Linked DNA regions of Homo sapiens: all the other regions are linked to region 3. The links are chromatin loops, found by intact Hi-C in ENCODE. Cell type or tissue: gastrocnemius medialis. All regions are shown on one strand.

The links. Hi-C counts contacts between places; a loop is a spot of excess contacts. Peaks named below come from ENCODE experiments on the same cell type or tissue, not always from the same donor. Only the 100,000 strongest peaks of a DNase experiment are listed, where the experiment ranks them.
Region 1: it touches region 3 in a loop (2.4-fold over the local background); 5 of 110 quality-filtered maps call a loop at or near these places.
Region 2: a loop joins it to region 3, with 18 times the contacts of the local background. A loop is called at or near these places in 22 of 110 quality-filtered maps.

What each region holds. Positions count from the first base shown.
Region 1 is chr14:91,037,641-91,040,140 of GRCh38, forward strand. All of the region lies in intron 1 of RPS6KA5 (ribosomal protein S6 kinase A5), which reads right to left. Among named protein-coding and RNA genes, the nearest start is that of RPS6KA5, 22 kb to the right of the region's middle. In gastrocnemius medialis, no CTCF peak of the experiment used is centred here; a DNase peak (open chromatin) is centred at 961; H3K27ac peaks cover 293 bases.
Region 2 is chr14:91,139,761-91,142,260 of GRCh38, forward strand. The region is part of intron 1 of DGLUCY (D-glutamate cyclase); the gene reads left to right. Among named protein-coding and RNA genes, the nearest start is that of SNORA11B, 15 kb to the left of the region's middle. RefSeq lists a silencer at 945-1,239 and an enhancer at 2,376-2,475. In gastrocnemius medialis, a CTCF peak has its summit at 1,115 (motif pointing left); no DNase peak of the experiment used is centred here; H3K27ac peaks cover 1,004 bases.
Region 3 is chr14:90,902,181-90,904,680 of GRCh38, forward strand. RPS6KA5 (ribosomal protein S6 kinase A5) reads right to left here. Exons shown (of 17, transcript NM_004755.4): 9 at 628-789. Among named protein-coding and RNA genes, the nearest start is that of LINC02321, 75 kb to the left of the region's middle. In gastrocnemius medialis, CTCF peaks have their summits at 1,038 (motif pointing right) and 1,241; a DNase peak (open chromatin) is centred at 1,023.

The DNA of each region.
Region 1 (2,500 bases), 140 kb after region 3:
CTCAATATACTCTGCCAAAGAAGTTCTTGCATATTTATCTAATGTACTATAGGTCATACTCATGTCCAAGCTTCAAGAAACCATCCCACCAGTGTATCCTAGGACCAAGTTATTAGGATGTCAAATCCTGAGTTACGAATAGCGTTCCCATGTTAATAAATTCTCCCTTATTCATCCTTATTATTCCGCCAGCCCACTCCAGGCAAGACCTGCAAGATCCACCTCCCTAAATGTTCCTTCTGTTCCTACTGGTACATATTAGCCAGGTCCTGGGATTACGTGCTTGAGTATTTACTCCCAGAATAAGAAAAACATCCCTGATTAGGCTATGCTGAGATTGTGTCTAGCTATTGTTCTGGAGGAAATAGGGGTGAGAGATGGGACAGAGCTTAAGGAGAACAAGTATCACCTTGTAAGAAATCCATCTCTATGTGATCTCTGCCTGGTTTCCAAACAAGGAAAAGTTATTCTCTCTAACAAGGTGTTGATCCTGCCTATCCAGAGGACTCAGGAAAATTAAGGAGTTCAAGATTCTCAGGTCATCCACTTAGAAGTCTCCTTCTGAGATTTCATCAGGGTCCTACTCTTCCCATGTTAGGGTCAGACTTTGGCCCTGAACACCTGTCAAGGGTGTATGAGAGGTAGGACCACTATGAATTATACAATAAGAGACTTATATAGGAGTTTGGCCTCACACAGGTGTGGGAGTTGGTTAAAGAGTCTGTATAAGACTGCTTCCACATCTGGAGTTGTAAAGGAAAGAGTAATACAAAATAGAAAAAAGTAAGAATAGACTGGAATCCCAAAGACAATCTGGAACCCATGAGGACAAACAAGAGTCCATGTCTGTCTCTCACCACCTTCAGGCTTCCAAACTCAATGATTCAGATAACCTGCAGAAAAGCTGTACACACTGGCCCAGAATTGCCAGAAGCTGATGGCAGTGATGCAACAAGAGCTGAAGGAGCCGCAGACCTGGCTACTGCTCCAAACCAACAATATGACACAGCAGCTTAGCAATCATGTGTGGGAGTTACAACAGTGCCTAGTACCAGCACCAATCTTTAGCCATAAAATATATCCAGCTGCTGCTGCTTCACTTCTGTCTTCCAAATCTCACTCAAAATGTCTCATGGCCAGTGCTAATCTAGAGCCTAGAAGGGAGTTCTGGGAAACATAATTCCAGTTTAGCCCAGTTGACACAGTACAAACCCACCACAGAAGGTATACAGCTCTTTCACCCTTATGATTAAATCTTCAGCCTGATTTTTGGCATAATCTGTCCTATAGTCACAAGCAATGGGGATCTTTCCAAATGCTGCCATAGGCCCTCTTTTCACAGTGTACCCTGCATTGATAACTGGCTGATCTCTTGTCCTCAAGATTTCAAAAGCTAAAAGAGGTCCATTAACTCCAAATCCTTATTGATTTCCACCATCCCCATACCATTCAAGTCCTAGAGCTATCAATTAACCCAACTCTTCACCTTCCATTCAATTCTAGTCCCAATCCCCTGAAGGTAAGAGTCTTATTAACTGTGCTGTGATGCATGCAGGGGGCTATTAGTACCCACTACCACCAGCAATGGGGTCCTTGTTGCAGTCTCACCAGTAAGTCATCCACTCTGAGATCCCAGTGGATATTGTCAATTTCTAGAACCATGGTAGATAATAAATGTCTTAGCCTGGATTCATGAAAGCGATTTGGAAGGTAATCCCAATCAGAAGTGAGGAGGAATTGAGAGTGAAATCGAGAATAAAGAAAAACCAATACAAAAATGCATTACCAACTCAATCTGATCTGGATCTTTTGAGGAACATATGGAATGCCCCTCAGAATTTTCTACTCTCAGATCAATACAAATAAGCATTTATTTTCAGCTCTCATACTCCATTAGTTGAAGGTTGCCCCAGTGGGACATCAAGGTCCTTATGTTTCTGAGATGCACATTTATGCTTCCTGAGCCAGTTCCCACCAGAGAACTAAGCCTTGGAGGAGTCAAAAGCCTGGGACGGAAAGTAAACAATGTGCAGCAATATGTGCTTAAAACCAGGTGCCATCACCTTGAAGTGAGCTGAAGCCCAAACAGAACTGTTTGTCACAGCCCACAGCCACAGCTTGACTCCAGAGTAAGGCAGATAGAAGGATGAGGTTGCGCACCACAGGTGTCAAATACAGTACCCATCACATAGGTGTGCTGTGAAAATTAAGTAAGATAGGCAAAATCTTGGAAGAGGCCTGACACATAAAGCTAAATAAATGATAGCTATTATCATTAGATTAGACACTGAACTTAGACTATGGTAATGGCAATGATGAGCAAGAAACAAATAAAGGAGGTATTAATATTTCAGAGTTATAACTGACACAACTAGGAGAGTAAGTTGGTGGGTGGGGAGAATGTGAGAGAGAGGAAGAAGTCTGGATGTTTCTAACTAGAGTCCTGGCAGAATAGTGAATGGCATGCCACTAAATAAAACATGGGGCCAGGTGAGGTGGC
Region 2 (2,500 bases), 240 kb after region 3:
ACTGTAAACCAAAAAGTACCTGAGACAGTTCTCAATCAATTTAGAAGTTTATTTTGCCAAGGTTAAGGACAAGCCCAGGAGATGGGTCTGTGCCTTTCTCCAAAGATGATTTTGAGGACTTCAGGATTTAAAAGGGGAGAAAGCAGGATGGAGGGGGAAGAGGGAGGCTGTGGTCACATGACTGAATCCCCATGTTGCAAGAGAAAGGGAGCAGGTAGGGGAATAGTAAGTCAGCACTCTCTGTAAGATAAGGTGAACATAGAGTAACTACCTGCAGAGATCTTTAACCTTTTATGTGTAGCTATCTGCTTAGGAACAAAAGGAAAGACAGATTCTTGCATGACTCAGCTTTCAGCTTCATTTTCTTCCTTCTGGCAGAGTGAACCAGGGTTCAAGTTTTTGTTTTTCCTTCACAATACTGTTGTTTCTCCTCTTCCCTTTCCTCCTCCTCCTTCTTCTCCTTCTTCACAACTCCTAAAAATGTAAAACCTATTCTTAGCTCACAAACCTTACAAAAAAGTTTGCCAGTTTGATTTAAACTGTCTCCCAAAATCTATGTCTCAATGACATGTTGTTGTTTCCTACAATATAGTGATGCTTGAGTGATTATCTAAAGAAAATAATTTATGGGTCGGGTGCGGTGGCTCAAGCCTGTAACCCCAGCACTTTGGGAGGCTGAGGCTGGCGGATCACCTGAAGTCAGGAGTTCAAGAGCAGCCTGGCCAACATGGTGAAACCCCATCTCTACTAAAATACAAACATTAGCCAGGCATGATGGCACATGCCTGTAATCCCAGCTACTGGAGAGGCTGAGGTGGGAGAATCTCTTGAACCTGGGAGGCGGAGGTTGGAGTGAGCCTAGATCACGCCATTGCACTCCAGCATGGATGACAGAGTGAGACCCCTTTCCAAAACAAACAAACAAGAAAATAATTTATGAAAGTCAAGAGCCTGATAAACAGTCACCACCCATTCGTAATCTGTGCTGCCACACCTCTAGCCAGCAGATCTGCCATCTTTTGAAATGAGTATCAACCTGGACATTCCCAAGTAAAGTGCCCACAACACCTAGGGGTTGTGATTCAAACAGCAATGGTTAGACTCAGGCTCTCTCTTGCTGCCCTCTCCTGGCTGGTCTATTGTTGAGGATCAGATGTGAATCCTGTAGGATTTCATGAGACTCAGGAAACCTTCAGGTCTGATTGCTGACCTGTAGACTTGTCAAAATTTCTACCAGTGGATAGTTCTTAAGGCTGGTCATGATGGCCGAGTTTGTCTGTTATTTCTTGTAGGGTGCTCCGACTTTCTTGAGTGTAAGTGTTATAGAAAAAGAATAGTTATCAGGCTGGGCACAGTGGCTCACACCTATAATCCCAGCACTTTGGGAGGCTGAGGCACGTGGATCACTTGAGGCCAGGAGTTCAAGACCAGCCTGGCCAACATGGTGAATCCCTGTCTCTACTAAAAATACAAAAATTAGCTGGGTGTGGTAGTTCCAGCTACTCAGGAGGCTAAGGCAGGAGAATCGGTTGAACCTGGGAGGCAGAGGTTGCAGTGAGCTGAGATTGCACCACTTCACTCCAGCCTGGGTGACAAAGCGAGACGCCATCTAAAAAAAAAAAAAGAAAAGGAAAAAAAGGAGTTATCGTATATTGAACATTTACTATGTGCCAAACACTGCTAAACAAATATTATTCCATTTCATCCTTAGAACGATCACATGAGATCCATATCCCTTGACTGTTCAGCATTACCTTCACACAGGTGATACAATGGATACTCAGAGAGGTTAATTTTTTTTTTTTTTTTTGAAGCGGAGTCTCACTCTGTCGCCAGGCTGGAGTGCAATGGCGCAATTTTGGCTCACTGCAACCTCCGCCTCCTGGGTTCAAGTGATTATCCTGCCTCAGCCTCACCAGTAGCTGGGATTACAGGCATGCACCACTGCACCCAGCTAACTTTGTAATTTTAGTAGAGATGGGCTTTCACCACGTTGGTCAGGCTGGTCTTGAACTCCCGACCTCAGGTGATTCGCCCGCCTCAGCCTCCCAAAGTACGGGGATTACAGGCGTGAGTCACTGCGCCCGGCCTTTTTTTTTTTTTCAGACAGAGTCTTGCTCTGTCGCCTAGGCTGGAGTGCAGTGGCGTGATCTCGGCCCACTGCAACCTCTGCCTCCCAGGTTCAAGCGATTCTCCTGCCTCAGCCTCTTCAGTAGCTGGGACTAGAGGTACGTAGCATCACGTCTGGCTAATTTTTGTATTCTTAGTAGAGACGAGGTTTCATCATGTTGACCAGGCAGGTCTTGAACTCCTGACCTCAGGTGATCCATCTGCCTCTGCCTCCCAAAGTGCTGGGATTACAGGCGTGAGCCATCGTGCCCGGCCAGAGAGGTTAATTAACCTGCTCAAGGATCACAGGTGGTAGAGCTGGAGCTTGGCATTCAGTCTATATTTATCTGACTCTAGAACTTGTGGTCTGAATTGCTACCCAAGGTTTACA
Region 3 (2,500 bases):
CTTAAAAAAAAAAAATTTTTTTGGCTGGACGTGGTGGCTCATGCCTGTAATGCCAGCACTTTGGGAGGCCAAGGCAGGAGGATCACTTGAGGCCAGGAGTTCAAGACCAGCTTAGGCAACATAGCAAGATCCTATCTCTGCAAAAAATAGAAAAATTAGCTGGGTGTGCTGGTTTGCACCTGTGGTCTCAGCTATCCCAGAGGCTAAGGTGAGAGGATCACTTGAGCCCAGGAGTCTGAGGCTGCAGTGAGCTAGGACAGCACTGCTACACTCCAGTCTGGGCATCAGAGTGAGACCCTGTCTATATAAATAAAAATTTTTAAATATGAATAGAGGTAAAATAAAAGATTATTGTATTTTCTATAAAAGAATCTGAACAAAAATAAAATTTCAGGTATAAAATTAAAACTTCCCTTATATCAAAAATAAATGCATAAACAATATCTGCTATTGAGCAAACTATAAGCTTCGGTTAACAATGTGCAATATTTCTGCATTTAATAATTTAGAGGATATTAGAGAATCCCATTTTTATGATGCCAACAAAACTACTTCAATATGGGAAATTTAATCTTTTCTTTCAAAGGACATATGGCCAATGTGCATGTGCACAGGATGGGAAATTACCTGAAACAGCTTCTCAGAACTCTGGGGCAGGGCTGCGGGAGAATAAGTGGGATCCATTTCTGTGAACTCTTCTGCAAAGTTACTCACATCTAATTCATCTCGAATGACTGGCTTAAATGGTGCAGGCACTTTTTTGGCGGCTAAATCATCCCAATTTATTTTCTAAAACAAAGAAAGTTGGTACAAAGTAGAAATCAATAGTCAAAATGTACTTTCTAAGAATAACAAAGATAAATTAGGATTTTGACTGGTAGGGAGAGAGGATAAAAATAAGAGAACATATTTCAAATCAATAATAAAAAACATATTTTCTCCAAACAAGATCACAGCAGTTTATAGCTCCAACCAATGCTGTGCCTCAAAGATGAGACTATCGCTGTTGAATCTCAGAGTGTCCTCTGGGGGGCACCAAGACACCCTAGTTTACCTTTAAAGACAACAGAAGAATACTTTTGTCCTGAGCCTCCTCAGAAAGGTGTTAAGCCAAAAAGAAAACAAAAAACCCAAAACAAAATAAAAAACTGAAATAAAGGGTTTCCAAAGGCTCTACAGATGTGGATATTAGCTCTAAAAGAATGTTCCTATTTTCTAGAGGCAGTGTTACTTAGCTCTCTGCCTGCACTTGCTTTTCCTCCTGGGCATCCAGACAGACTGGAAAATAAATCCACTGTAAATCAGGCATGTGCTTATGTCTAGAAGTTCAAATGATACCATCATATGGATGTGATCACTCTTTTCTTATTCAACTGTGTTCAAGCATTTTAAACACTGCCTCTTATGTCCCCCATAGAATAATGCAAGCCCCTTTTCCCTCTAGGTCACTTACTGAGTTATATTACTGAAATCCAACCCTTTGCTCTGTTTCTTTGTGCTCCTTCTATCATTTAAAACAATCTCAGATAACACTTACTGAATTAAATCCTACAGGTCTCCTACTACCACATTTTTTCAAATCTAAGATGCCATTACTGATAGTAAGATACACAATTATTTTATGTATCATTAAGAAGAAAAAAGTATTAATCATAAGAATATAAGATGATGGCCACTGTAACATGCATACTGATTTCAGTGACAGTAAAATATGAAAATGTGCACTTCTTGGTTGATAAAATTTAGTAAGTTTAATCAACTACCATAAATTTTTTTTTTTTTTTGAGACGGAGTCTCGCTCTGTCGCCCAGGCTGGAGGGCAGTGGCGCGATCTCGGCTCACTACTACAAGCTCCACCTCCTGAGTTCACGCCATTCTCCTGCCTCAGCCTCCTGAGTAGCTGGGACTACAGGCGACCGCCACCATGCCCGGCTAATTTTTTGTATTTTTAGCAGAGACAGGGTTTCACTGTGTTAGCCAGGATGGTCTCGATCTCCTGACCTAGTGATCCGCCCACCTTGGCCTCCCGAAGTGCTTCAGAAAGGTGTTAAGCCAAAAAGAAAACAAACAAAAAACCCAAAACAAAATAATTACAGGTGTGAGCCACTGCGCCTGGCCCATAAAATGTTTTTTATTATGCTGTCTTGTAGATGCAATAGAAACAAAATAATTAAATCACAGATCTTCAAATTTCTCAGCTAAAATGGAATTCAGATCATTTAGTTCATCTCCTTTATTTGATCCAGTGAAACTGAGGCCGAGAAATAAGAAATAACCTTTTCACCCAAACACCAGTTGGTGGAAGAGTCAGGATTTGAACACAGTCTCTTGACTTTCTAGTTAAGTGTTTTTTTCTCTCTGCAGCTGTAATGTTTTCCATTATAAGCACATAACTTGTGCTTGGCCATTGTATATATATTAAAATAAACTTCTAGAGGAAAGGGGTAATTTAAAGAAACATGTTGTTAGCAGGAGAATGTTTAATATGTAGAAAATGGAA